Linked DNA regions of Mus musculus: region 1 is linked to region 2. A link is a loop called in an ENCODE intact Hi-C map of the cell type or tissue named here. Cell type or tissue: heart. All regions are shown on one strand. Each heading gives the region's core, and the rest is flanking DNA. Links, peaks and the distances in the headings are about the cores only. Region 1 overlaps Phlpp2 (PH domain and leucine rich repeat protein phosphatase 2). Region 2 holds the start of Ap1g1 (adaptor protein complex AP-1, gamma 1 subunit).

Region 1 (15,353 bases), core at 2,905-10,904, 140 kb after region 2:
ACAACTTCATCTCGTACAGATACAAGGAATAGTAAGTAAGATATTTAGCAATGATACAAGCATTTGACTTATATTTGAATAGTAAATTATGATAAGGTATAATATTAAGGAAGTCAGTCTTTAGCACTGATACGGTTAGAGAGCTTGCCAGAGACTCTGAGGTCAAGGCACCTGGGCAAAGGATAGGACGTGATGAGACTCAGGCCACCTGGAGGTCAGAAGGAAAGGTTTGAGAGAGGAGCCTTAGTGTTAGGTTCCACGGGTTCCATTTTCAAAGCAGAACAGTGCCTTTGGCTTATCATCTCGTTTGTATGATATAAAACCTGATGTTCCACACACCCATCCTATGGCCACACTATCTCGAGGTCAGATAATATAGAAGCTGTGACTGCATAAATGGCAACAGCACAGGGTTCATGTGGCTCACACACTTCACAGCACAAGGCTGCCGCCCATTTTCAAGCTCACCTGTGATCCATTTATTTTGAGTGACATTCAAGCCAATATAATTGCAGTACAAAAAGAGTTGCTTTTAATGTGCTGTGTATTTGTTAGCTCTTGTGGTATCTGAGTAGATTAACTTTTGTATATTCCATGTAGACATTTAGTAAAACGAGTTTAAAGGGATCAAGTGTGACTTGATGAATAGAAAGGCACCGTGACAGCGTGAGTCCCATGTGCATTTCCTGCCTCATTTTAGAACTCTCTTGACCCATTGGCAGTATGCTCTGTGTTTTAACCACTTTGCTGTCCTGTGTCCACACAGCACTTGCTAGCACATGAAAACATGTTTTTAGAACAAATTATATATATGTTATATAGATCATTTGATTTCTATATAGATCATTAGCTGGTTGTGGCAACACATGTCCATAATCCCACCACTTTGCAAATGGAGGCAATATTTTGAGTTTGAGACCAGTCTATGCTATATTGTGAGTTCTAGGCCAGTCAGGGCTACATAGAAGGTCTCCAACAGCAATAATCAAACAGTAAAAAAAAAAAAAATCATCACAGTCCATTGATGGTCCCTGTAAAGACATATAGTGAGTGTCTTAGTTATTCATGCCATCACAGTGGGTTTATGGAAATAAAGTCTGTATTGTGCCTTTGTTCTTTAGATTTTCTCAACTGAAGGGCCTGAACTTGTCCCATAATAAACTTGGACTGTTTCCTGTGCTGCTGTGTGAGATTTCTACCCTGACTGAGCTCAGCCTTTCTTGTAATGGATTTCATGACTTGCCAAGTCAGATTGGTAAATTGCTAAAGTAAGTGCCGGCCTTTTCCTCTAGTCTTAGAATGCAGTTAGCACTTTGAACTTTCACAGTGAGATAAGTCACATTCTTATCAAGATTCTGTTAAGTAATGGCTCTTGATACCAGATGTGACCATGCCACCAAGCAGTGACCCATTCTTTTCATCAGCAGCAGAGACCCTGGATCTTTATGTAGTGTCTGAAGGCCCAACCTTAGAAATTATGTCTAACTTCTGATACTCTCCATGGGCCAAGATGTGGGGGAGTTTTGTAATGTTTGAATTGTTAATAATTACTGTCCGGGCTTAGTAATGGCTTACAGCTTCTTTTGTTGGCTCTGTGTGCGTGAGCTGCTCCACAGTGCGGGCTTGTTTGTTTTCCAGTCTTCAGACCCTCAGCCTCGACGGCAACGGCCTCACGGCTCTGCCAGATGAGTTGGGAAACCTGCGGCAGCTCACTTCTCTGGGAATTTCCTTCAACGATTTTCGTCACATCCCTGAAGTTTTGGAGAAACTTACCATGTTAGATAAAGTGGCTATGGCAGGAAACCGTTTGGAGGTCCTGAACCTGGGGGCACTGACCAGGATGAGCCAGGTCAAGCACGTGGATCTGAGGTGAGGCGCTCTGTGGGCTTGTTTAGTTCTGCTGGGATAGCCCTGATGTCTTCTCCTCATAATGCTTCTTTAGAACATTAGGAACTTAGAACAGTAGATTTCTCAGATCTGCAGTAAAACTTCGTTATTCATCCAGTAGCAGAGAGAGAAAGGATCTGGTGGGTTTGTCAGTGACAGACTTAAGTTGCCCAAGGTTGTCTTGACTTACTCTTTCAGCAACATTTATGAGAATTTCCGTCTCCTTGAGCCTTTATCCGTACTGGACTCAGCAGTCTTTCTTCCCTTCACTGGCAGTAGAACGTGCACCATTGCAGCTCATTGTTTTGATGAGCATTTGCTTATTTATGAGTGATGTTGAACATCATTTTGTATGTGGACTAGCGGTCTCTAGTTTTCTATAAATTTGGCCATTTTTCTGTTGAGTCACTTATTTTTTCTTAATAACATTGTGTTGTAGTTGAGCTATTCAAGGCGTCACTACTAAAACCTCATGAGTTTTACTTTATAGTGACCATCGCTCTCTAAAGAAAGGTGGTCAAAGTTATCTACCTACCTGTGCTGACATTTCAGGAAGGTGAGAGTGAGCCCTGTAAAGACACAGGCTGGGATTTAGGAGTATACACGAGGAGGAGAACAGGGCTGGTTTGTGCTAAGTCATGTAGGTGAGGAGACAAGAGGCAGAAACATTGTATGAAGTTTGTGTCTGAACCGTCCCTATGCATTCAGTCTGTTTTCTCCTCAGTGCGTACGAGTCTTAGCACTAGATTAAAAGGGGGCGTAACCCCAGGGAAGGGAAGCTGCTCCTGCCTTAGCGTCCTGCTCACCGCAGAGCCTGCCCATTTTCTTGTCCTCCCATGCCCCACCTAACCTTGCGAAGAAGCATTTACCTCTTCGTGAATATTGCCTTTTTTGTGTCTAGTTTGTGTATGCATTTACTGGTTCTAACTTAGCTCGATCATGGCTTCTTTTTCTAAGAATTAACTGGTTGTTTTCTCTATTTAGTATCTTGAAAAATGAAGCAAGTAGTGAGATTCTCATGCTTGGTAAAGAGGAAAGGGTCAGCCCTCTCTACAATGTTCCTAAGCCCGTAATAGAAATTCTCTTCATTTATTTTCCTATTTCTGAATATTAAGGATGAACCACTTGAAAACGGTGATTACTGAAAATATGGAAGGAAATAAACATATCACGCACATGGATTTGCGGGACAATCAGTTGACTGATTTGGACCTTAGCTCCTTATGTAGCTTGGAGCAGCTGCACTGTGAGCGGAACCAGCTGAGGGAGCTGACACTCAGCGGCTTCTCCCTTCGAACCCTCTACGCCAGTTGGAACAGTGAGTTCTCTATCCAACCTCCTGTTTTAGCTCTTCCTCTTGTCTGAGCCTTCAGACGAGAAGGGTGGCGCCTGTGGTCCTCAGCCACTCTGCAGAATAGAGTTGTGGCTCCTTGAGCTTCTTTTTTAACTTTGGTGTTAGCCCTGAAGCAATGGATATATACATAAAAAGGCATGGCTGGGTGCCTTGAGAGTCACTGTGTACAGGAAGAAGCCTTACAGAGTCATAGGGGTCGCCTAGGTGGTTGAGCATGCTCAGACCAGAGCCTCTGTTAGGAGGTAGGTGTTGGTATCCTTACAGCCTAGGGCTAAAGAGGTCCTGCCCCTGTTTTTTGTATAGTCTGTAAAGAATGGTTTCTTAGTTAAGAGTTTCTATTACTGCAACCAACACCATGATCAAAGAGCAAGTCGGGGAGGAAAGGGTTTATTCAGCATACACTTCCACATTGTGGTTCGTCACTGAAGGCAGTCAGGACAGGAGCTCACAGGGCAGGAACCTGGAGGCAGAAGCTGATGCAGAGGCCATGGAGGGTGCTGCTTACTGGATTGCTTTCCCTGGCTTGCTCAGCTTGCCTTTTTATAGAACTCAGGACCACCAGCCCAGGGATGGCACCACCTACAGTGGGCTCTCCCACTTTGATTACTAATTGAGAAAATGCCTTACAGCTGGGTCTCATGGAGGCATTTTCTCAACTAAAGCTCCTTTCTCTGTGATAACTTCAGTTGTGTCAAGTTGACATGCAAAAACAGCCAGTACAAATGGGTTTTATATTTTTAAAAAGTTGGGTTAAAAATTGGAATATTTGTGACTTGAAAATTACATGAAATCTAAGCTTTCCTATTCATAAACCAAGTGTTATTAGTACACACGAATAGGTTTGCATTTAGTTTCTGTGTCACTGTTTTCATGTTGCTGTGTCTAAATTATAGGAGCAAGACACTGTTCCAGTCCACAAAGCACAGAGGATTGCTTTCAGCCCGCATGGAGCAGCACACGCTCCGAGTTCTAGTGTGAATGAACAGACCCTGTCCCAGGAGTGTAGGGAGCACACGTGCCAGAAACAGAATGACAGTGCTCTCTACAGTGAGTGTGCTCTCTACAGTGACTGTGCTCTCTACAGTGAGTGTAGCAGTGACAGAGTGACAGAAAATCCACACGGACAGAAGCATCATATAACCTGGTAGTCTGGCTGCAGTGAATCCAAGTTCTTTTATTCCAGTCTTAATTACTAATACAAACTCTCATGCCATATAGTAGCCAGTACATATGTATATATGCATATATGTGGTTTATAGAATGAAAATAAGCTAAAGAGGCTGCTGCAGAATTTAAGAGATTTCAGAGAGTCTGTATTAATAAGGTAATGAACCAGACGAATGCCAGGAGAGACCTGCTGTAGTTAGGTTTGAGAGCAAAGCGACAGACTTCAGCTGCAAGGTGAAAGGCTGAGCAAAACCATAGACAGAGAGTCAGGAACAGATTAAGAGCAGGAAACAGCATGTCAGGCAGGTCCAGGTCCAGAAAGGCAAACAGGTAGTCACAGACTACATAAAGAATGGGGTCTACCTGAGCTGAAGCTCAAGGAGTAGTAGGGGAGGCATTAGTCCTACACACAAACACACACACACACACACACACACCAGGAATCAGATGGTAGGTTGGTATGAAGCCCATACCATCACAGTGTTTAATGTCTGTCACCTTTATGGGTTCCAGATAAGTGAGTCATACCCTTTTCTTGGCCTGACATGTCCAATAAGTTATTGGGCCTAGTTTTCTTGATGTGATTTTAATATGTTCATATGCCCCTACAGTCTCAATTAATCCCAATAAACTTACAGGGTAGCTCTCTTTGGTCCCCAGGAATAAGTCATTTATCAGCCTGTGCTGGATGTGTGGTGACTGGTACCTGGGTTACCCAGGGGCTGGAGGCATCCTTCTTCCTCAAAATGGAGTCAAAGCTGCTGTTCACAGCCTGAAAAACCACTCTGCTTCATACAACGTGGGATGACTTAGAGCAGAGATTAGCTTCATCAGCAACTAGAGATGGTCTGTGGGAATGCTTTTCAGGGTAAAAGGCCTTGTGTGTATAGAGACCACTGTTTTGTCTATTTGAGACAGTCTCATGATGTTGAAGCCATTTTTATGGAGAGTTCTTTACCAGTTAGGCTTGTTATGTATTTTGTTTAGGTTTTAGTGTTTTAAGGAAGTTTCACTGTACCACCCAAGTTGATTTCAGACTTAGCCTTCAAGTACTGGGATTGTAGGTGTACTTACCATGCTTGGCAGTTTTCTGTGTTTAAGGAAGGAAAGGAAAAGAAACGTGTTCACTTTCACTAACTGCCAGAAATGACAATTTAACTACTTTATCATCCTCAGTTTGAAGGGGGACGTGCTAAGTGTGACCAGAGACTAGACTTGGTATCTCTCTCCTGGAGTCCTCACTATAGCCAGTGAGAATTTGAATGAAACCACCTCAGGAGAAGGTGACCATGTCAGAGAAGTGGCAGAGCTGTGTGAACAGTGATTTCCTGCTGCCATTTATCACAGAGCTACCTACACACAGAAGGATTGTCACAGTGTTGTGTTGTGTTGTGGTGAAAACGTCGGACTGTTAACAGGAAAATGGGTCAATCAGCAATGATAGATTTACATGGTAGATTTTGTACAATAGCGGAAATGGATGGACTAAAGCTTTGCGTACTGGTGCAAATAAGCCTTGGAAGCAGTTTTTGACTAAGAAACAAAATTGCATGATCATAGTGTACTGTGTAAGTTATACCAAAGCCTAAACACAGAAACAGCATGTTCTAGGTTAAAACTGTACCACAAATGATACATTCAGGGAAATGTTTGCCTCTTGGTGCTAAGGCAAAGCATACAAGTCAGGCATCAGTGTGTAAGAGCTAACTGATGATGGCGGAAAACTGCTTTTTTTTCTTTGTTTTTCTGTGTTGGAATATGTTGCTAGAGACTTCCGTTTTCTGTCTTTCATCATGTTATGGAGGTTCACTCATGGCTCAGATGAATCCTGAATCAGGTCTAACTGTTGAGCAGGACTGCAGGGTGACTCTGTAGGTAAAAGAACTTATCACAGCCAAGCCTGACGACCTGAGTTCTGTCCCTTGGACCTACAGGGTGGAAAGAGAGAACCAGTTTCCACAAGCTGTCCTCTGGCCACCATATGTCACCGCATGCAGACACAGACACAGACATACATGCATGCAGAGATAAATAAGTAAGTGTAATAATAAAAAAGAGCTTGTTGAGTAAAAACTGTGTGCTGTGGCCACACTTGTAATCCCAGTACTTGGGAGGATCAGGAGTTTCAGGCTAGCTTGAGACACAAAGTCAATTTCTATTTCAGCCTACCACTACCCTTAGAAAAGCCAAAACAACAATAACAACAATGTCTTGAGTGCTAACTGGCACTGTGTATTGATATGCCTGAGGTTCCTCTCTTGGTTCATATTCATCATCTATGCATAGATCACTTCACATGTGTGTGGATGATAGATTCATAGTCACTCTGAATTGGAGCAGCCCTACCTACGTGCCCAGCAGCCCTACATTAAGTAGTCATGGAGTGTTTGCCATCAGTCGGCTGTCAGGGTCCTTACATTCTACCACCTAGAAACCACCTCTAGACGAGGAGGAGTGCTGGCTTCAGCAACTTTTGTACCTCATGACATGGCAGTGAGTTGGGTAGCCAGGCCTGGTGGCTCCCTCTAGTGTTACAACTCCTACATAGGTCTTTGTAGTAGAGCCCTTAATCCTGCAGGTGAAGCACTGCCTAGGAAGTCAGGATTCCTCGGCCTGCAGCAGCAGTTGGCATTGTAGCTTCTAGACAGACCTAAATGTCAGGAGTCCTCATCCCTTGATAGCAGCCACTGTTATAGCTTCCAGACCTGGGATGTCTGAAGACTTAATAGCTTGCTGCTATTCTTCCAGCAACTAGGGCTTGCAGGTGCTTTTTTCTGCCTCTTTATAGCCCCTGCTTTGTTCCAGATTAGCTTTCTACCCTCTTTTGCTTTCTCTGTACTTCCTCTGCCATCCTTGTCCCTGGCCTGGCTGCTCCTCAGCTGCCTCTTGTTAGTCCACGTCCCAGGAAACCACTACTGCTGCCCTGCGGGCTTTCAAGCTTGTAGCTCTCCTTAGCTTCTTCCTCAGTTCTCAAGAAGACAGTTTTGTCATCTTTAAGCTTAGCATGCTCCAATGTCCTGATGTGCTGCCTCAGCCACCACCGCAGCTCCACTGTCCCTGCTGCTGCTTTCTCTGTAACCAGCTTAGCCTCTTCTGGTAAGGGAGGCAAGAAAAAAATAACTCGAGAGAAATCTTGTATTAGAGCTAATTGTTGTGGCTCCAGCTGACTCATCAAGTGAGCAGAAAGCTTGCTCACACCAGTCACAGCAAACCTCTCATGCGAAGGAAGGTTTGTATTTACACCACTCTTAATGGTCCCTCTGCTAGGCCACTAGGGTTAAGTGTCTCTGGCTTAGGTGGGAGTGGTTATAGAGACATCTAGGATTCATCAAGACTTGTGACAGGAAAAAGTCACATATAAACTGTTTGAAACAGCCCTGGCTTGAGGATGTCGCCTCAGGAGCCCCTTTAAAAGCTGCAGTAAATAGCAGCACAGTTGTCATATATTTCCTCTAGGTTTCCTGGTATGGTCATAAGGTCGGTGCTGGCCTAAAGTCATTTGGCTGACTGGTAATCATTTTGCTTAACACAGTCGGGGGCAGCAAGGGAGAGTCCAGCATCTGCCAGTTAAGACACCAAATTGCTTTATCTCCCAACACTTTTCCCTTTTTACAAGAAAACAAATATTAGAAGGGATGCTTACAGTAAGAATTTAAGTAACATCATTAATACTAGTAGTGATTTTTGCTAGGTATTATAACATTTTAACAAAGTTCAAAACCTGTTCAGAGCCCTATGAAGGAATGAATCTCTCAGATGTGTTTCATATTCACACACACACAAAGAACATTCAAAAGATATAACCACATGCAATAGTGTGAACAGAGCATAATGTGGAGTCAGACCAAAGCATATGCAGGAAGGCAAGAGAAGAGACTCAGGAGTCCAAGGCCATCCTCAGGTACATAGTGAGTTCAAGGCCAGCCTGGGCTACATGAGACCTTGCCTCAAAATGAAAGAGAAGATAGCAAAGTATGTCTGGGATTACAAATGTGCACCACCGTGCTTGGTTCATGCAGTGCTTGGTTAGAGCCCAGGGCTTCCTCCGTGCTGGGTCAGCCAGCATGTGGCCGACCGAGCTGCCATCTCCAGCCATCATGGACCCTTTTATCTCCCAGTATTTGGGAAAGTAAAGCAAGATTATGAGTTCAAAGCCACCTGGGCTACCCAGAAACCTCCTGTTGGGTGGGGCATGGAGGAAAGTTTGGTTTTATAACTGGCAGGTGTTGTCTGCTGTTTGTAACCAGGGTAGAAAGTGGTACGTTTGAGTGTGTGGTGGCTAGAAGAGGAGATGAGGAAATGCTCAGGAGGTGGCAATACCTTGGGGATGGTCTGAGCCTTAGCTCACTGCTGTTCCATTTCACTGATCCATACACTTAGGATTGGTTCTCTAGCTGCGTTATACTTCAATTAAAAATGACGTTATTTTTACCAAAAATGTAGATATTGTCCTGGAGAGATGGCTCAGTGGTTAAGAGTTCTCAGAGCTCCTAAAGAGGACCTGAGTTAGGTCTCTAGCACCCGTGTGAGGCTCTCAGAGTTACCTGCTAACTCCACCTCCGGGGAGATCCAATTTCTCTGCTCTCTGGGGACTCCTGCACGGTATGTTCATGCCACACACATACATGTAATTAAAAAGAAATGCTTTTTAAAAATCTAAGTATTAATTTTTCAAGTTATAAACTAAGTGGTACTGTTAACATTAGTGGTTGTAGTGTTAACATTAGTGATGTAGTGTAAATGCGAAAGACCCCAAAGTTAGTAGTTGTGTATGTTTGCAAAAACAGACTAGGGTTGAATGTCAGTCAGAGTGAGCTGCCAGTAGTTTTTATCTTTAGTCATCTCTACAAAACCGCTGTTGCTTGTTTACAAGCTATTCCTTTAAAACCTGTGTATACGTGTGTGGGAACATGCAGTTGCCCATGGAGGCCGGCAGCATCCCAGCCCCAGGAAACGGGAATTAACAGGCTGTCATGAACTACCCGCTGTAGTGCTGGAACCTGGACGTGGGTCCTCTGGAAGAGCCACTGAGCCAGCTCTCTAACCCTCTCTAGTTCCTGCTCTTTGTCGGAGACCATTGCTAGCATGTTGTCTGTTTTCTCACAGGGCTGACGGCAGTGAATGTGTACCCAGTGCCCAGCCTGCTCACTTCTTTGGAGCTCTCCCAGTGAGTCTGTCCACGAGGGTGGAGCTTGTTTTGATTGGGGGGGGGTGCTGTCTCAGGGGAGGGGGAGAGATACTATTTCGTGGCTAAAGGAAGGAGGGTAAGAGGAATTAGATCTCTGCTGTCTGAATAAACAAAGTGTTGCTTAATTCCACTGTCTTCACCTTTCTGTCTCCATTTGTCAGGAGAGCTGTTGCCTTGCTTGCCATTTCCTTATCTCGTCAGCAGCTCACTTTTGGCCATCTCTAGTTCACTTTTCCCTGATGATACTACTCCTTCTTTTAAAAGGCAGCTTTCAAACTGGCCATGTTCTTTGTAATGCCATGTCAGTCGTTGCTTCTGTGTCTTTGGTTCTGTTGTGTTCTCCTGCAGGCAGTCACCCCCCAGTTCTGACTTGGCACACTGCCCTGTTGCAGATGCAGTCTCATTGAGTCCAGTGATTTGAGTCACTGAGTGTTGGCATCCGCCAGTTTTCTAGACTGAGCCTCTCCTCTCAGGTCAGGCTTATGTATCCAGTTCTTCGCCAGTTGGTTTTGCTACCCACACCCCAGGAGTCTCAAACCTCTGTAACATTAGCTCAACTTCCACTGCTCCGGACTTGTTTTCTGTGTCTGTTCATAATTCAGCCCCGTCAGGCCCCTGGTCCTCCAGGACCTGAAAGTAGCTTCCTTCCATCTTTCATTCTGTCCTCCTTCTTTACCTAATCCTTCTCTGAGTCATCGCCGTTGCTGCCCCTGGGCAGTGCTGGAATTCCTGCCTCTCCTTCAGCTGAATGACTACTCACTCAGGCCTGTATCACTCCTGCCTCTCATTCTTCTTTCCTCTTCCCTTTCTTCCTTCTTTTTCTTTCTTCTCTTTCTTCTTGGCAGAATCATCTTTATTGGGCTCCACCAACCAGTCATGTATTTAAAGCACACAGCTGACATCATCTGTATACTGTTTATAAACCCTTGAGGTAGGCCCTACACATATAGGATCGAGTAAGAACTTTGCAGACATGGTTTAGACCTAGTTCCAGCCTAACTTTCCCTGTTTCCAGGGAAACACTTCATGCTTGGCCTCCCATTACACAGCACACTCTTCCTTGCCATATCTCTGTGCTGTGACTCAAGTTGGCATCATTGCTGCTTAAGTATTTTCATGTAAGGTCACAGAATCTAACCCAGTTCATGTCATTTTTTTTGTTTTTAAGATTTTATTTATTTTATGTTATGTGAGTACACTGTTGCTGTCTTCAGGAACACCAGAAGAGGGCGTCAGACCTCATTACAGATGGTTGTAAGCCACCATGTGGTTGCTGGGAATTGAACTCAGGACCTCCGGAAGAATAGTCAGTGCTCTTACCCACTGAGCCATCTCTCCAGCCCAGATGTCATGTTTTTGAGCAGCTAGTGGCCTTGGCTATTTCAGGCCAAGTTTTCTTTTCACAAACTTGTCACAGCAAAGTCTGCTTCTCCTATAGCTCTCACTTCAGCCTGCCACATAACTGATATACACCTTGAGATCTGGAAGGGGTGGGTGACCTCTGACAGTAGAAGTCTGTATGATGCGGGCGGAGCTGTATGAACTATTTCGAGTTTGTTTTTCCAGTGACTTGAAACTTTGCCCTGCTGCTGGTTGCCTTTTGTGTCTACTTTCTCACTGTTACTCCTTCTGTTTTTCTGAGAATTTGCTTCTTTTCTCTCTGTCATTACCTATAGAATTCCTGGTTATCTTTGATGCCACTTCTCCCAAATCTCTCCTCATCATGTCTCACTGCATCCTGTTGCTTCTGTTTGAAGTCTTCTCTGAACGTGTGATGTCACACAGTTGGCCCACGTTGCTGTGCACATTTGAGTACTGGTCTCTCCCTTTCTACTTTAGCAGCATTCTCTGATTGACGCCTGTATTCCTGGCAGCGTCCCAGATTCTTCCTCAGAGTCTAGTGAAATGGATTCCGTTGTTTGTTATTTAGATTTTCATAACTATGACAAAATACCTGAAATAAGCAATTTAAAAGAAGTAAAGTCTATTTTTAGCTTGCAATTTCCGATCCGTGGCCACTTAACCATGTCACCTAGGGCCTTTGGGGAAGTATATAGTTATATGGTGGCAGCTCGTAATGGCTTACCTCATGACAACTGAGAAAAGGCCAGATCTCCTTTGAGCTCTTCCTTCCTTCCTTCTCACTTTTTTGCTCCCTTGTTTTCCTTACCCTTTTTACCTTTCTTCTGTTTGTTTTTTAAGATAGCTTCCATATTTAACCCAGGCTGGCCTTGAATTTATGATCCTCATGCTTGCCTTAGCCTCCCAAGTGCTAGGATTACAGTACGAACAAACTGTCACCCTGGCTTAATCCCATCAGTTAATTTGTTTTTAATTAACTTTCAAAAAAATTTCTGTGTGTGGATATTTTGCCTGTGTGTGTGTGTCTCTAATACCACATGTATGCCTGGTGCCCGGAGACTGCGTTAGAGATGGTTGTAAGCTGATATGTAGGTGCTAGGAATTGAACCTTGGTCCTCTGGAAGAGCAGCCAGTGCTCTATAGCACTAATCCATCTCTCCAGTCCCACCCACCAATTTGTAATACACCACAGGCTACTAGAACAACTGCAGTAGCATGTCTGTAAGGGAAGCATTTAATTTCCAAGCCATAGCAACTTCTTACCTTAAGTGATGATTCTTATTCTTTGCAGAAACTTGCTGGAGTGTGTCCCTGACTGGGCCTGTGAAGCAAAAAAGCTGGAAATACTAGACATAAGCCACAATCTTCTTACAGAGGTCCCCATGAGGTATGTGTATACATGCGTGCATGATATATGTGTTTAAGTGATTCTCTAGATTTGGGTTGCCTTTCATTGTTGGCGACTGTTGAGGAGGGGCCTGCTGAGTAGGAGGTCCTGTAAGGGACTAGCGATGAGAAGTGCATGGCCTTAGCCTACAGGAAATGTAGTAAGACTCTGACGTATATGCAGAGAATTGCTAGCGTGTGCTGTCAGCCTCTGGCATGGTTAGTGGTATGGTGGGATGAGTTTAGCTTCTATAGGGTGACTTACAGTGAGCTGGAACTGTCCTGAGAGCTTAAGTCCTATGATCTAACTCATCCTTTAATCCCTTGTCTGTAGGTGCTGTCAGCCTCACCTTAGATTCGAATGAGGAAACTAAGAACAGTCAGGGAGCCTGTCCAAGGCAACAGTTCACCAGGGAGCTATCATTTGAATGTAGCCATCTTCCTCTGGAGGCTTACTCTTAATCACAACATTTATCAATTGTTTCCGAATGTCAGGAGAACTTTAAATAATCAGAGAGTGCTTTGTGATAAGATGGCATTTGAGTTCACCATTACCAGATGGTGAGATTTACCTAACTTGAGGAAGGAGATAGGTGAGGATGTTATACTATATATTCCAAAGTACTTAAACGTAAAACGTGTGCTTTGGAGTTTTAAAAATTAAAATACAGGCTTTGTCGCACAGTAGGTCTGCATCAAGCCTCTGATCTTCACACCCAGACAATGTTATCAGTTCAGTGGGATCTTCGACAGATCACTACATATTTGGAAAGTCATTAACACTTTTTGGATTTTATTGGTAACAGCCTAGTCATAGTATATTTTTAACTCTTAATTTTTATTGTGATAAAAATTTCATTATGGAATTATATTAATAAACAGACTTGAGTTATTAGTATAGATAAATGCTGTCCAGACTTCATTTCTGCCTAGACTTAAGTTAAAATAGATTTATTCTAGAAGTTCCTTTACCAGTGATTTCCAACCTTCGTAATGCTTCGACCCTTTAATACAGTTCCTCATGTTGTGGTGACCCCCACCATAAAATTATTTTCGTTGTTACTTCATTATCGCCAGACTGTCTTGACCTGCCAGCTTCCAGTAATGACACAGAGACTTATATTTGTTTATGATGCTTAGGCCTTAGAGCTTAGGCTTGTTTCCAGCTAGCCCACATAGCTTAATTAACTCGTTTATTATAATCTACCTTCTGCCATGCAGCCTGTTACCTCTCAGGGCACCTGTTCCTTCCTCTGTGGCTGGCTGGTGAATCCTCTCCCGCTCCCTTCAACACACCTGATTCTTTCCCACAGTTCCTATCTCTTCTCAGCTGTTCTGCCTGTCCTCTTCTGCCTCAGTTATAGGCTGTTCAGCTCTTTATTAAACCTTTCAGGTGATGGAGAAGAAAGTTTACAAAACTGAGACAGGTGATGCTTCATAAAGATAACAATACCAAAGTCCAGACAGTACTCAGCTCTCTGCTGGCACAGAAATCAATATTTGAATAATACAAAGACAGCTTTTACACAGTGCACAAGATTATCCCAACACTTCGTAGCTATAATTTTACTGCTGTTATAAATCATAATGTAAATATTTGTGTTTTCCGATGGTCTTAGGTGACTCCTGTGAAAGGGTCATTTGACCCCCAGGATTAGACTCTGCGCCACTTATACTAAAGATCTCATTGTGACTCCTGGGTGGGTGCTAGGTGATGTATGTGACCCATTTTCTTTTTTTTTTTTTTTTTCTCTCTTCCAATTTTTTATTAGGTATTTACTTCATTTACATTTCAAATGCTATCCTGAAAGTCCCCTATACCGTCTCCTCCCCCACCCCACCCCCACTCCCCTACCCACCCACTCCCACTTCTTATCCCTGCTGTTTCCCCTGTACTGAGGCATATAAAGTTTGCAAGACCAAGGGGCCTCTCTTCCCAATGATGGCCGACTAGACCATCTTCTGCTAAAAATGCAGCTAGAGGCACGAGTTCTGGGGGTACTGGTTAGTTCATATTGTTGTTCCACCTATAGGGTTGCAGACCCCTTCAACTCCTTGGGTCCTTTCTCTAGCTCCTCCATTGGGGGCCCTGTGATCCATCCAGTAGCTGACTGTGAGCATCCACTTCTGTGTTTGCTAGGCACTGGCCTAGCCTCACAAGAGACAGCTATATCAGGGTCCCTTCAGCAAAATCTTGCTGGCGTATGCAATAGTGTCTGCATTTGGTGGCTGATTATGAGATGGACCCCGGGTGGGGCAGTGTCTGGATGGTCCATCCTTTCGTCTCAGCTCCAGACTTTGTCTCTGTAACTCCTTCCATGGGTGTTTTGTTCCCAATTCTAAGAAGGGTCAAAGTGTCCACACTTTGGTGTTCGTTCTTCTTGAGTTTCATGTGTTTAGCAAATTTTATCTTATATCTTGGGTATTCTAAGTTTATGGGCTAATATCCACTTATCAGTGAGTACATATTATGTGAGTTCTTTTGTGATTGGGTTACTTCACTCAGGATGATGCCCTCCAGGTCCATCCATTTGCCTAGGAATTTCACAAATTCATTGTTTTTAATAGCTGAGTAGGACTCCATTGTGTAAATGTACCACATTTTCTATTATCCATTCCTCTGTTGAGGGACATCTGGGTTCTTTCCAGCTTCTGGCTATTATAAATAAGGCTGCTATGAACATAGTGGAGCATGTGTTCTTATGAAAATTTCCTTGGCTCAGTCACTTGTCAGTGGTTGCATATTTTAAAAGTAGGTTTGTTGATGGTTTTAATTAACTGGCCTATAACAGACTAGAAAGGGTTGAAGTGAGCTTTTGTGTCTTTTGTTTCCTCTTAGAATTCTGAGTAGTCTGAGTCTTCGGAAACTGATGGTAGGACACAATCACATCCATGTCCTTCCTGCACTGGTGGAGCACATTCCCCTCGAGGTCCTGGATATCCAGCATAACACTCTCTCCAGGCTGCCGGACACGCTCTTCTCCAAGGCCTTAAAGTGAGTGCTGCAGA
Region 2 (15,353 bases), core at 3,020-11,019:
TATTATTATATATAAGTACACTGTAGCTGGCTTCAGATGCACCAGAAGAGGGCATCAGTTCTCATTACGGGTGGTTGTGAGCCACCATGTGGTTGCTGGCATTTGAACTCAGGACCTTTAGAAGAGCAGTCAGTGCTCTTACCTGCTGAGCCATCTTGCCAGCCCGGAAACAAGTTTCTAATTAGAGCTAGTGGTAGAGTACTTGCCAAGCCTTGAGTCTAACTGTAGTGTGTGTAGAATTTTTAAAAAACAAAAAACAAAAAAACATAGTATTAGTGGAAGGGCCTTCAAGTACTAGACCAGGGAGGAATATGGCAGAGCCAACTTGCTTCCTCTGTGCCTGCAGAGCCTTTCTCTCTCTCTCTCTCTCTCTCTCTCTCTCACACACACACACACACACACACACACACACACACACAGACCTCCCAATAGCTCCTGCTAGAGTCCTGGACTAGCCTCTGGCACAGGTGAACTGTTGGGCGTAGAAGGAGCTTGGTGTTCCCTGAACTGGCCACAAAGGACTGGATGACCCAGTTACTGCATATGTCCCAATGCTTCCTGGACCTCTCAGGATAATTTTGAAGCAACCTATGAAGCTGATCTTAGAACAGTATGGGACTATGAACAGGGTCTCTCTATGTAGCTCTCTGCCTATTTTGTAACTCACTATGTAGACCAGATTGGTCTTGAAGTCACCGAGACCCATTTGCCTCTGACCTCCTGAGGAGTGCTTGGGTCGAAGACATAAAATAGAATTATTGACAACTCAAAAACACGGGAGAGAGAGAGAGAGAGAGAGAGAGAGAGAGAGAGAGAGAGAGAGAGATCTGTGATACATAGCATCTTAGGTGGGATTTTTAGCTGCTTCTTAACAATATTTTCCAGAGCGAAGAAGCAGTGTGGTCCTTCAGGGCCTTGGTGGTCTTCACTCAGACAGAACATAAAACACATGTCCAATGTTCTTACAGACTTATTTATATTATGTGTATGAGTGTTTGGCCTGCATGTATATATGTGTCTACATGTATGCTGGTACTGCACAGAGGTCAACTGGAGTTACAGATAGTTGTGAGCCACCACGTGGATGATGGGAATCAAGCTTAAGTCCTCTGTAAGAGGAGGAAGTGTTCATAATTATTGAGACATCTCTCCAGCCCCTTTAATTCTCTTAATAAGAGGTCAAATAATATCCAGAATTAGCTTTTGAAATTGTGATTTTTTTTTTTTACATCACTCCTGGTATGTGCCATACTAAAGGATTAATTCCTAATTCCCTTTTCTGGGTCAGGACATACTTTCAATAGGAACCATGCTAAAAAGAAGCATGGAAATGTTTTTTGTTTGTATGTGTGAAAACAATGTAGACTAATTTCTCTCTGACATTCAGGCTTATTTATAGACTCTTGTGACTCAACCAATAACAAAACCAGCCAGCAATGGGAGCCTCTCCGATTGACTCACTGTGTCCCCTGTCACTCGCCTCTCTCAGTTGAAGTCATTCAGAGAAACAGGAAATGTTCTTGGTCAAACTGCCTGACTGCCTTTCTTCAGAGAAAGAAAGTCTGGTCTAAAGGGCGAGTGGGCTTCAGCTGCTGACCCCCCTAGGATTCTCAAAGGATTCCTCTGTGGGTAAAGAGACCCACTGCATTGCTGGGCATCAGGTTCTACACCTGCACTTGGGAGGCGGGGTCAAGAGGATCAGGAATTCAAAGCCAGTCTTAGCTCCAGAGTGAGTGCAAGACCAAGTCGGGCTGCAATGAAAACCTGCCTCAAAAAGCCAAACACTAGGGCAAGATGTGTGAGAGGATAAAGGTACTTGACAGTGACCATGATGGGCAGCATGAGTTCAATTCCCAGGATCCACGCTGAAAGGAGAGAACCCAGAAAGGCATCCTCCGATGTAGTGTGTCTACAGGCACGCTATGGTACACGCATGCATACACATACTAAATTGATAGTTAGATAAATGTAATTGTTTGTGGGTTTGTTTCCAGACAGGGTTTCTCTGTATAGCCCTGGCTGTTCTGGAACTCACTCTCTAGTTCAGACTGGCCTCAAACTCAGATTTGTCTGCCACTGTTTCCCAAGTGCTGGGATTAAAGGCGTGGACCACCACTGCCTGGATAGAAAAAAAAAATGTAATTAAAAAAGACAACCAACCTCCCTACACCCTTAAAGCTACTCTCCAAACCCAGACTATATACCTAAGTATATACTAACACTATAAACCTACTATATACCTAAACAAAGATAAGGGAATCCATTGCAAACCTTAGGTTTCAATTTGTGTGCTGTGTCTTCCACAGCTCCGTCTTATTGTTCTGCCTCCCAATGACCTCTCTCTTTTATATATATATATTTTTTTAAATTTAAAGTTTTTCTTCTAAATCATGTGGATATGTTTGTGTGTGTCTCTGTGTGGGTACATGCACATGAGTGTGGGTGCCCATGGAAACTAGAGTCATCAGATCCCCCAGAGCTAGTGTTATAGGTAGCTGTGAGTTGCTCGGTGCTGGGAATCAAACTTGGGTCTTCTCAAATGACAGAATACAGTCTGAACTTCTGAGCCATCTCCAGTTACATATTTTGTTTTTATTTTATTCTATTTATTATTTAGAGACAGAATCTCACTATGCCTCTCTGACTGGCCTTGAACTCACATCTGGCTGCCTCTGACTCCCAAAGCGTTGGGATTAAAGGTGTGTGCCACCACCCCCAGCTTCATATTTTTATTTTTAGCAAGGACTTACCTGCTGGAAGATAATATCAGTAGTTTGGAGTTTTTTTTCTTTGTATTTGTGCATTATTTAAAACTGGTTTTCCTCAATGAAAATTTAATTATCTAAACGGCAGGGGGAAGTCTCTTTTGTAACGTCTATTACAGTTTCTAGAACACCTAGAGATGAATGGTCTAGTGGCATCAATCAGGCTGCAAACTGATGGAGTGCTTACTATATGGACTAGAAGAGAACTCCAGACTCTGAAGGTCTAGATTTGAGTCTGCTTTCTGCTGAACGAGAGCCTGACAGGGCTGTCCAGATAGTTCCGTGTCAGCAGTAATGGTGCCAACCTGGTGGCTTGAGCGCTAGCTCACATATAAAGGTGCAAGGAGAGAACGGAGTCCACCAAGCTGTCCTCCCACCTCCACAGGGAGCACCATACCCCCTCTCATCCTCCTATACCATACATTTACACGCAGTCATAAATACATAAGCAAATACATAAATGAATGGTATTATTTGTATTATTTGGTCTTACATTGTATTTATTTTGCATGGATGCAGGCATGCACCATGCCACAGCATATGCATGTAGGTCAGAGGGCAACTAGCAGAAACCAGCTCCTTCCTTCCAACATGTGGGTTTCAGGGATTGAACTTATGTCACTCCAAGACCAGCTCCTTCTCCCCACAAAAAGAGGAGCAGCCCACTTTACCTATCTGAGGCCTTCTTTCCATATTTCTAAACTTGGGATTGAAAAACTCATCTTAAGACAGCTATGGATTTTGCTGACCCCTTAGCCCGTGCCGGTGACTGCTTTATTTTTCAAAGTAAATAAAAAAAAATTAAAATTCATTCATTTTGAAACAGGATTTCATTATATAGTCTGGTGTGCAATTCCCTCTGTAGACAAGGCTGACCTTGAACTAACAAAGATCCAACTGCTTTTGCCAGTCCTACGATGAAAAGCTTGCATCACTACACCTAGCTGCTAGCTACTGGTTTATGTGTATCAGGTCATCTATCAGATTGGCTCAAAGATGCCAATATTCCTATGAGCTTCCTTCAGGGATGCAGACATTGAGGAGCAGGTGTGTTCAAAGATGTAAAGGAACTCAATAAGGATAGGAAAGCAGGGTTGGTTTTTAAAAAAGATTTATTTTAATCTCATGTGTATTTTGCTTGTAGTATGTATGTATGTATGTATGTTTGTATGTATGTATGTATGTATGTGTACTACGTGTTGAATGCTTGTGAAGGCCAGAAGAGGGTGCAGGATCCCCTGGAATTAAAGCTAGAGATAAGCTGTAAGCTGTCTTGTGGGTCTGGGAACCAAACCTGGGTCCTTTGCAAGACTAGCCGATGCTCTTGTGTTAGCTCTCCAGCTAAGGTAAGGTTTTAAACCTAGGCAGTCTAGTGCCAGAGACCAAGCTTTTAAATAATATCTTTGTGGCTTACAAGCTCATGGTGCATGCTGAACAAGTGAATCAACCTTTGTGGAAATACTTGTGTAAATTGTAAGCTACATGTACTTTTGTGAGGTACAGTGTACAGCAGCTGGAGTGGCCTGACATGAGAGCTGGGATCGGAATTTGGATCTTCTGTGAGAACAGCAAGTGCTTTTTAAACTATCAAAACATCTCCCCAGCATCTCAAATTTAAATTTAATAATACTGTTTGACTATCTGTCATATTAGGATAGTGAGATTATATTTACAATTTTAATCTTTTTGAGATAGAGTCACAGGTAGTTGAAGTTAGCTTCAAACTTGCTATATAGCTAAGGAAGACCTTGTACTCTGATTCTGCCTCTACCTCCTAAGTGCTGGGATTCTGTTGTATGCCACCACATCAGGCTATGGAGTAGTAATTTAAATAAAGAAAAGTGTAAGTGAAGAAAATGATAACAACAACAATAAGAACAACAGAGAAGGGGTCTAAGTTGCTCTTTTCCTTTGAGTGTTCAGCTTTTCTTGGAGGGAGGAGATGTTGTGAGATCAGTCACTATGCAGCCAAGGTTATCCTCCAACTCACAATCTCTCTGCATCAGCCTCTAAGAAACTGAGCTTACAGATGCTGCCACCACAGCTTCGTCAAGTCCTTCTTAAGAAGACATTTTTTTTTTCTCATTAATCCCAGCACTTAAGAGGCAGAGGCAGATGCAGGCAGATCGCTGTGAATTTGAGGCCAATCTGGGCTACAGAATTCCTGGACCTCTAGGGAAAGACTGAGAAACCCTGTCTCAAAAAGAAGAAGGAGGAGGAGAAGAAGAAAAGAGGAGGAGAGAAAGGACAAAGAAGAAGAAGAAGAAGAAGAAGAAGAAGAAGAAGAAGGAGGAGGAGGAGGAGGAGGAGGAGGAGGAGGAGGAGGAGGAGGAGGAGGAGGAGGAGGAGGAGGAGAAAAGAGGAGGAGAGAAAGGATGAAGAAGAAGAAGAAGAAGAAGAAGGAGGAGGAGGAGGAGGAGGAGGAGGAGGAGGAGGAGGAGGAGGAGGAGAAGGAGGAGAAGGAGAAGGAGGAGAAGGAGAAGAAAAGAGAAAAATAAAACTTTTGTTGTTTGCTATGGTAAACACTTAATTTTGGCCCATAAAAACTATTTTAATCTTCCATGTGGAAAACTTGGCTACCTTTGCCTTGCATCTCTGCTTGAAGATTTCCTTTACGGAAATTTCACAGTGAATTTGGCATGTTTCATGCATAGGCCTGGCTCAAAGTAATCTGCACTGTGCTAGCATTATGATGTTCTTCTAGTCTTAGGGTGTACCTAGGGCTGCCCTGTACAGATGCCCCGAAGAAAGGTAGGAGGATTTGAATTCCGTAAGCATTCTGCTCTATAAACCGGTAGGTATGGGTTGGAATATGTATATGGGGTGTGGTGAATTTTCTGTGTAAGATGACATCTTAAGGCAGACTCCATTGTGAGAGACAGTTGTAGTTTTTCTCAAGTCTTAAATCTCATTATTTGTAAACTTTGGTTACTTACTTTGACTCACGAGATTGCTTAGCGGGCTAGGTTGTACATACGATGGTACCTTATGATCAATATGACACCAATATTTAATAAATTTGATCGTGCCCTTGGTATCCTTTCTTTCCAGCCACTTGGCATGCTCCAGAAATTCAAGGTCAAAATTGTATGGCTAGACTTACTCAGCTCAACGTCTGTATTTTGAAATCCTTGCATGAAAAACGAATGTCTAAAAGATGCAACTTCCTGTTTATGACACTCAAATTTGAAACTCAGGATTTTTGCTTAGTTCCTGGTCTTTGGTATTCAGTGTAGTCTTGTGTTTTATTCACATCTGGGATACCTTTGTTGTCAATCTATCGGAAAGATTTTATTCTAGGTAGGTCACCTTTCCTTTAAATGGGCCAAGATATCAAGGATCTCTAGGTTCACATGGAAAAGACTTGGGTCACAAGTTAGTAATTATTTATCACGCCAGGAACTGTCTAGTTAGACTTTCTTTGCTTCAGGTCATTAGTTCATTCAATCATAGATGGAAAAGCTATTCTGGAAGAGTTTTAGCTGACATTTGTCCAGATTCTTTTTTCCCCTCACAGGAGGGGACTGGATCGTAGGTGAGATTGCCGCACAAGGCGGTGGTGCTGTGCTTGGAATCCATTCTTAGGTTTCATCTTTTTACCTGTTTTCGCAAAAAAAAAAAAAAAAAAAAAAAAAAAAAATTGAAGATACCATAAAACCCTAGAATCCAAAGCCACTTGGAGCATGTTTCTAATGTTGACCAGAAACCTCTGGCCAACGAGGACCACTTAGGAATCCTTTCGGACAAAACTGGTCACACCATGTCTATGCGCTTTCCCCTGCATCTCCTCTCCGCCTTCCCCAGCTCCCTCGCTGAGCTCCGCCCACCTCAGGTGACCCCCACCGTTTCCTGGCTGCACAGTTTTCCCCTCCCCCCAGAACGGAACCAAAGTGCGACGGCTCCAGGGCCGGGCCGGAGCGTGCTAGCTCAGACTCCTCGCAGCGGTGACTCGGCAGCGGCGTCGAGCGTCATCAGTGACAGCCCCGACCCTTGCTACGCTTTGAGTCGCTCTGCCCGGCGCAGTCGCCTCCTCCTCGGCAAATAGTCCTCGGCGGGGGCCGAGTCCTCGGGTCATCCGGGGTGGGAGACGGCACGGGCTGCAGTCGGAGGGACGCGGGGCGGCCGGCGAGAGGGAGCCGGGGAGCGGCGTCTCCCGGGGAAGCGCGAGGCGTGAGGTAGAGGCGCCCTCCTCGCCCGGGATCCCTCCGCCTGCAGTCGCGGTGCTGAGGCCGAGGGAGCCGCCATTTTGGATGTTCGGTTCCTGCTGCCACTGCCGCCGCCGCCCCCGAAGCTGCTGGTTTCCTTCGAGGTTTCGGGCCGGTGAGTGTCACTCGCGGCACCGAGGGCGGGTCGGCTCTTGGGCTCTGCCGCAGCCGCGAGCGTCTGGCCGGAAACCTCCTGTCAGTCCCAGGGGTCCGGGCTCAGCCTGTGGGGGGTGGGGGGTGAGGAGGACCCAGGTTTGGGTCAGGAGGGACCCGGGAGCCCCGGGCTTGCTTGGACTTCCTGAGGGCCGACCTCGGGAGCTTCAGAGCCGGAGCTGTCGTGCGCGGTCGCTTTCCTCTTCCCTTGGCGTGGTCTGGCCGCCGCAGGCCTCCTTGAACCCATTGACTTTCTCAGGCTGCGAGGCTCCTTTGAAAGCTCGCTCCGTTCGGGGAGCTTAGGATTTAGCGGGGCCGGGCCCCACCCCCGCGTGTCCTCTCGGAGCCACGTATCAGCGTTCTTGTGTTGGGGACTCGGGTCAGATCTGAGAACTCTGAGCATTTCCCACGCAGGGGCAATTCTGCCTGGTCCCTGCAGTGCCGTCCACTGAAAGCCGGACATCGGCCTCGCCTCCCTCTAACCTTCCAACTAACTTCTGGTCCAAACACTTTCGCTTTTTTTTTTTTCTTCTTCCTTCTTCTTCTTTCTCTTTTTCTTTTAAAGAACTCACCTGAGACCGCACTATTCACTCTCCTCTCCAACTCTCGGTTCTGCGGACGTCGGTTTCTAGTAATTCTCAGGCTCTTCCTCATTGCCTGGAACTGTCGGTTCTGCTTCCCAGTTAGGGCTTGGTGTCGGAGAGCCGTCGAACCACCCTAGGGTGTATTTCCGCAGCAAATGGGTTTAAAGCAGGCCAAGTGGCTTTGGGTGCGAAGGAGCTGTGAAAATAACTTTCTGCATTTCTTTCTGTTCTGAAAGCTGAGCTTTGGGGCACTTACTGATACTTTTTATTTATTTTTTTCTTTTAGCGTTATATTTGCTTGAGCATGGAAAGCTGCCCTTGGAGAATAATAATCTGACGTAGGTAGAAAGGAAGATAACTTTTTTGGTTCCTATAGGGATTAGTTAACAGAAGAGCGAGCTGAATGGTCTCTTAGTGACCGCACCCCTCAGGTGTTTGTATAGTAATGAACGCTGCTGACTTCTTATGTTGACTTTTCTCAGACTAGTTAGATTTTAAGCATCCATTTCCACCGTTGCCTGGAGTATTTGCCAGACGTTTGATTTGAAACCTGTGGATCTTCAAAGTAATGATAGCTTCATTAATTCTGTTCTTAAAGTATTCCTGCAGTCCAGTATGCGTGAATAAAAAACATTTCACAATAATTCACTGGTTATTTCCTACATTTCAAGTTAGGTGAGTGTGGTTGAATCACACCCCCCCAGCCCGTTTTATCTCAGCCTAGGTTTTTGCATCTGCAAAAGAGAATAACTTCTTTGAGATCACAGGTGACTCGAAACCTAAGTTTATAACTTGAAGCAAGTCAAGTCTCTCAATAGTTGTAAACTTTATATTGATGCTCTATTTAACATTTTTGAAGATTTATTTATATTTTTATCTGAATGTCTTGCCGGTATTTATATGTGTATCATGTGCACACTCAGTTCCAGTGGAAGTCACAAGAGGGTTTTTGGATCCTCTGGAAATGGAATTCTAGGCAGGTGTGAGCTGCCGTGTGGGTTCTGGGAACTGAATCCATGTCTTGTATAAGAGCAGTCAGTGCTTTTAACTGTTGAGCTGTCTCTCCAGCCCTGTGACGCTGCTTTATTCTTATCAAGCTTTTGAACTGTGAGAACAGGTCAATTCTTACAGGTCATACAGTGTCACGGAGGACAGTGTTTTCATGCAGATAGTCTGTGCTCTTGTCATTTGTTTTGAGAAGTTCCTTCAGAGCTATGTTAGTCTTGTCAGATATGAGTTCTGTGTGTTGCTCCAAAGTTGTTCCCTTTTCTTTTGCTTTAAAAAGAACTCGGGGCTTCTGTCTCCTTGCATGGTGAAATTTTCAGTTTTTGAGTTCACTTTTTGAACAAGTATTGAAAGAACTATCAAAGTTATTTAACTCAGTTCATGTTATGGTTTAACATACTGGGATTTAAATGTCATTCATTCTTAGATGGTTTGCAGTTTACCTTGAGAAAGTACCCTTTTGCTAAACAAATTATTAGCAAAGTGCTGTTCTGTGTACCACTGATCAGCACATATAGGAATGTCTACTTTGTCTTGGCTGCTGAGAATTGCACTAGAAGTTAACATTTGTGTTTAGTAAACTTCCATTTATTTCCTTCCTTCTTCCCTCCCCACCCCCCCCTGCCTTTTTTTTTTTTTTTTAAACATGGTTTTAGCTCAGTTGCTGAGGCTGGCTTTAATTTGTGACCCTCCTACCTTATTTGAGTAGCTAAGATTAACAGGTCTGTGCCACCAGTACTGACCCAGCTTTTGGTTTTGGAGACAGTCTTCCTATGTAGCTCAGGTTGGCCTGGAACTTGTGTACTTCACTATCTTCCCAGTGCTGGGGCTGCAGGCATATGCTGCTCCAAGGGGTATGTTATGTACAGTTGCATTTATTTTCTTTGGCAAAGGTAAATGCTTTTTTTTTTTTTTTTTTTTTTTGATCCAGTCTGTTTTGCTGACAGCAACCATATAATCTGAGTGAATTTTAGAATGAAACTAAAATATAGAAATTTCCAATACTGCCTTGCTGATATTTAACCTGACTTATTTTTATTCTTAGGTAGTGGGGTGTAACTCCATGGTAGAGTGCTAGCTTATCATACTTGAAGCTATAGGTTCTATCCTACCCTACCTCCCAGAAAGTCAGAATAAACAAAACAAAACAAAACTAAACCAAACAGTATACAAAGCAGATAAAAACCCAAATAGTTTAAATGAATCATTAAAAAAATCCTTATGTAGGCATAAAAGGTCAAATGAGTTCTTTCAAAAGTTATTTTTAATTTGAAAACTTGAATTGGAATCTACATATCAAGACAGATTTCAAAATGTTTAATCCCTTTTGCATTTGATAGAGACTTAAATTTTTGTGTATATAATGGAACATAACTGATTAAAACTTGAAAACTCTTAGATTTAGCTGAAGAGAATGTAAAAATAAAACCTTTATGAAGAGATGAGTGGTTAAGAGCACTCACTGCTCTTCTAGAAGATCAGGGTTTGGTTCTCAGCACCCACATGGGGGTTTACAATTGTCTGTGACTCCAGTTTCAGGGATCTGACTCTGGCCTCTAGGGAGCTCCAGGTTTGTGTTGGTCCAAATCAATCAACCAGTCAATCATCAGTCTGTCTGTCTATCTAACCTATCTATCCTTTCTATTTATCTGTCTGTCTATCTACCTGCCTACCTACTTTTCTATCAAATCTATCCACTCTATCTATCTATCTATCTATCTATCCATCCATCTATCCACCTCTCTATGTTAGGTGCTTGCATCTTATTTTGATTAATCTCTTTTTTTAAAAAAAGATTTATTTTATGTATATGAGTACACTGTAGTTGTGCTGATGGTTGTGAACCTTCATGTGGTTATTGGGAATTGAATTTTAGGACCTCTGCTCACTCTGGTTGGCCCCACTTACTTGGTCCCTGCTCTCTCCAGCCCAAAGATTTATTATATATAAGCACACTGTAGCTTTCTTCAGATGCACCAGAAGAGGGTGTCAGATCTCATTATGGGTGGTTGTGAGCCACCATGTGGTTGCTGGCATTTGAACTCAGGACCTCTGGAAGAACAGTCAGTGCTCTTACTCCCTGAGTCATCTTGCCAACCCTAATCTCTTTTTTTAAGGCTGGATTTCTCTATGTAGCCCTCTTCCTGTCCTGGACACAATATGTAGACCACACTGGTCTGGAACTCAACAGTTTGACTGCCTAAGTCTCCTTCCTAGGACAAAGTATGTGCAGCTGCACCTGGCCTGTGGTTTTTTGTTTTTGTTTTTTTTGTTTTGTTTGTTTGTTTGTTTTTTTAAAACAGATCTTGCCTGAGTTTATTTGTAAGAACAACATAGGACACTGGTCATCTGCAAATAGTGTGTGGGGAGGTGTGTCACAGCAGTCCATCTGTCTTCACACTGGCAGGAGCCTTTTCAATGGGGCCTTCATAGGGGCCTGGGCACCTTTGGGGGCCTGAGCACCTTTGGGAGCCTGGGCTGGAGCTGAAGCCTGGGCCTTAGCTGGAGCTTGGCCCCTGCCTGGCCTGTGTTTTAATCTTAATGCTGTATGACTTGTTTTCAGGTCTTGATTTTAGCTTAAAAAAAAAATCTCCACTACTTTTATCTCTATTTAATCACTTTATATTTTAAAATTTTATGAATTTTGTGCATGTATTTGTGAGTTCTTGCATATTTATGCTGTGGAGAGTGTGGAGGTCAGAAGACAACTTAAATTTAAACAAAAATTGTATTGTAGTTGTATTGGTGTTTTGCTTGTATGATGTCTGGGCATCATGTGTAAACTTGGTACCCATGAAGGCCATAAGTTGGAGTTACACAGACAGTTGTAAGTCACCATGTGAGTGGTGGGAATCAAACCAGGGTCTTCTGCAAGAACAGTCACTGCTCTTAACTTGTGAGCCGTCTCTCCAGGCCTCAGAGGGCAACTTTTGAGGGTTCTTGCCTGCTTCCCTGTTGATGTAGTCTCTTCTATCTTTGCCTTCCATCTTGGGGTTACAGATGAGCCAAATAGGCTTTGTGCATAGATTCTGAAGTGGACTCAAGTCATCTTGCTTGGCAAGTGCTTTTAACTGCTAAAAGATCTCCCTGCCCCCCTTTTTATAAATGTTTTTAATAATTGATTTTTATTTTATGTTTATTGGTGTTTTGCCTGCATGTGTGTCTGTGGGATAGTGTCAGAAGTCCTAGAACTGGAGTTAGAGCAGTTATGAGCTGCCATGTGGGTGCTGGGAATTGAACCCTTGTCCTCTGAAAGAGTTCTCTTGCTCTTACCTACTCACCATGTCTCCAGCACCCTTTTATTTGGTTTTGAAACAAGGTCTTCCTGTGTATCTCAGGGTGGCCTTAAACCCACAGCTTTCTGTTTCAGCCTCCCTAAACCTTGGATTACAGGCCTTTGCTTTCAGGAGCCATCTTTCTCTGTTTCTTAGGCAGGATGTTTAAAGTAGCAAGCAATTTTAGGATTAAGAGACCATGTAAAGCTGGGCATGGTAGTTTTTGCCTGTAATGTAGCATACAGGAAGCAGAGGTATAAAGATCATTGCAAATTTTAGGCCAGCCTGATCTGCATAGGAAATCCAATGCCTGCTAGAGCAAGCTTCAAAACTGGACTCCATATCTAACCATAACAACAGCCGCAAGAGAAAGAGGATATATGGGGTTATATAAATTCATATTTCTTGGCTTGTATGTTTTGAAAAATCTGTTCTTAGGATTTTTCCAAAATATGTGTGTGTGTGTGTAGAAAATTGCATTTCAATGAGGATAGGGAAGAGAAAAGTGGAAAAAAGGAGTATAATTTCTCCTTGAACACACCTGCAGGCTGCTTTCTTGTCTCTGAAAGGATAATACAAAATCATTTGGCATGAGTTTTGGTTGCTAGGAATATGAAAGTGTGAAAGGTTTAACAATGAGGAAAATAACACTCCACTTGTCAAAGTTGTTGAATCAGCATTAGCTAGCACTTTAATATCAAAGATTAGGGTGAAATGATTGGCATGAGAAATGCTTTTTCACTAAGCTCTTGGACAGTTAGCCCTTTAGTGCTTACTGAAACCATTGGGAAATAAAATTAACAAGTTAGAAGCATTGTCATAGAAGGGTAGGTTAAGAAGAAAATTATTATTTTGTCTAAGTTGAAGAAAATATATGAGATCCTTGTACTTTGTGAATAATTAAATGCATCCTAGAGGCACTAATTTTTTCTCCCCCTTTCCTGTTGCTAGCACACAATGGTCACTTTTGCTTAATAGGCAGTTGCTTTGCTAACTTCAGCTTGTGTTTTGTCTCTCCTTGTGTGCCTGCTTTACTTGTGTGCCCAAACTTTCTAGCCTGTCCCACACTTTGAAGTTAATATTACTGATTCCTGTAGGAACAGATATGAGGGAGATATGATCAGGCATATTTGGAACTGTGAATTATCTTTGTTTTCTTTCCTTTACAAACCTTTGGGTTAAATTAAGATGGGCATAGGGGAGGCCTTGGTGAGTTGGCTCAGTAGTTAAGATGGTGTGTTATATAGCAGAGGACCCTGATTTGTTTCTCTGTGCCCACATCAGGTGGCTGACAACCATCTGTAACTCCAGCTTTAGGGGGTTTGGACACTCTTTTTTGGCTTCCATGGGCAACTGCACTCATATGTACATATCCCCACACAGATGGACACCTACAATTAAAAATAAAAACCTTAAAAAAAGATTACTATAAAATAGGCTGGGCATTGCGGCATATGCCTTTAAACCCAGTGCCCGGGCTTCACAGAGAAACCCTATCTTGAAAATCAAAACCAACCAACCAAAGACTAGATGATCTGTACTATTTGGTTGTAAGAAGAGTTCCAGTTGTGTAGCTCTGGGTATCCTAGAACTTTGGTCGTGAACTCACAGAGATCTGCCTGCCTTTGCCTCCTAAGTGCTAGAATTAAAGGGATAGGATACTATGGCAGGTCTTCATATTTATTTTTAATGTAATTTTCCAGCTATACTTGTAATGCTTTTCTTTTTTTTTTTAAAAGATTTATTTATTTATTATATGTATGTACACTGTAACTGTCTTCAGACACCCCAGAAGAGGGCATCAGATCTCATTACAGATAGTTGTGAGCCACCATGTGGTTGCTGGGATTTGAACTCAGGACCTCTGGAAAAGCAGTCAGTGTTCTTAACCACTGAGCCATCTCTCCAGCCCTGGAGTAATGCTTTTCTTCCACCTGGAATACCCATTCCTCTCCTCCTCTCCCCCTTTCCTATAGGAATGCAACATTGTTCCAGGCAAGGAAGCAGGACAATTTTTTTTTTTTTAGTACATGCTAAATGGTTTCTATATTTTTGAGCTTCTAGAAAACCAAAATTCAAATTTGTGGCATATAATGCAATGTCTGGCACTTAGTGCTTGGTCTTCAGAATGGATGCTATAAGTGAAAATAATATAGAATTCTTCAGGTACTGTTACATATAGTAATTGGTCCAGTCTAGAGCAGCCAGGGTTTGGCTCCTGTTATGAGAATCTGCTGCAGGTCTATTATTTGTGATTGAAAGAGTTGATGCCAGCAAAACAGTTTGTTTTCAGGTATACAAAATCGCCTTTATCACTGTAACACATGAGAAATAGGACATTTACAAGCATAAAATCAGAACACTGCCCTAGAGAACCATACATAGAAAATTACATTGAAATTGACAGTAAAAGTTTTTGTTTTTAGCTTCATACCTTCTGTATTTGTTTGAAACTATAAATTTATTTCTAAGGCTGGTGAGGTTGCTCAGTGAGAGAAGGTGCTTGCTGTACATTCATGGTGGCCTAGGTTTGATCTGATCCCTGACATCCTGACTCCAAGGTAGGAGACCAAGCTGTCTTCTGATCTCCACAATTATACCTTTCATTCCCAACATACATCTTTTAAAAATTTCAGAACTATTTCTAATGTGTAAACAGCAGCTACAAAACAGAAAGCAAATAATCCTGTCTGTGTTTCTTTGAAATGTTTGGGTATTTAGATGCTTAATTTGGAAGTTGCCATTAACCACTCTTCCTGATTTCTCCATCAGAAGCTTCTGGTGTCAGTAAAGAAATCTCACATCCATCTTTCTTTTCAATATCTACCATGTCATTCATTTTGTCAAGAAAACTAACAGTCTTACAGCAGTCTTAACCGTCTCTTTTCCAACAGAGAATGTGTTGGTAGGTAGTTCATTGATGAGTTATTGACTCCCTTTCTTGTTTTGTCAGATTTTGAGACAGTGACTCACTTTGTAGCTTTGACTGGCCTGGATCTTGCTCTGTAAACTAGGTTGGCCTTGATCTTACAGAGATTTGCCTGCCTCTGCCTTCTAAGTCTCAGCTCCCTTGCATTTTAATAAAATACTTTTATGATTCTGAGATTTTTTTTTCATTTTTCTTTTTTTTTTTTTTTTTTTTTGGTTTTTTCGAGACAGGATTTCTCTGTGTAGCCTTGGCTGTCCTGGAGCTCACTTTGTAGACCAGGCTGGCCTCGAACTCAGAAATCCGCCTGCCTCTGCCTCCGGAGTGCTGGGATCAAAGGCGTGCGCCACCACGCCCTGCTTTTCATTTGTTTTTTTGAGACAGGTTTTTACAGTAAGTCTTGTTGGGCGGGGGACTTGATATGTAGACTTAGCTGGCCT

Evidence for each region. A loop is a pair of places that touch in the nucleus more often than their neighbours do. Peaks named below come from ENCODE experiments on the same cell type or tissue, not always from the same donor. Only the 100,000 strongest peaks of a DNase experiment are listed, where the experiment ranks them.
Region 1: it touches region 2 in a loop (3-fold over the local background); 1 of 42 quality-filtered maps calls a loop at or near these places.

Annotation. Positions count from the first base shown.
Region 1 is chr8:109,910,567-109,925,919 of GRCm38, forward strand. Phlpp2 (PH domain and leucine rich repeat protein phosphatase 2) reads left to right here. Exons shown (of 19, transcript NM_001122594.2): 7 at 1,122-1,268; 8 at 1,639-1,869; 9 at 3,003-3,205; 10 at 9,515-9,575; 11 at 12,250-12,345; 12 at 15,184-15,339. Among named protein-coding and RNA genes, the nearest start is that of Marveld3, 44 kb to the right of the region's middle. In heart, for the core only: a CTCF peak has its summit at 6,946 (motif pointing left); no DNase peak of the experiment used is centred there.
Region 2 is chr8:109,771,878-109,787,230 of GRCm38, forward strand. It overlaps Ap1g1 (adaptor protein complex AP-1, gamma 1 subunit), which reads left to right and starts at 6,706. Exons shown (of 24, transcript NM_009677.6): 1 at 6,706-7,085. In heart, for the core only: no CTCF peak of the experiment used is centred there; a DNase peak (open chromatin) is centred at 6,694; H3K4me3 peaks cover 2,816 bases; H3K27ac peaks cover 1,647 bases; H3K27me3 peaks cover 973 bases.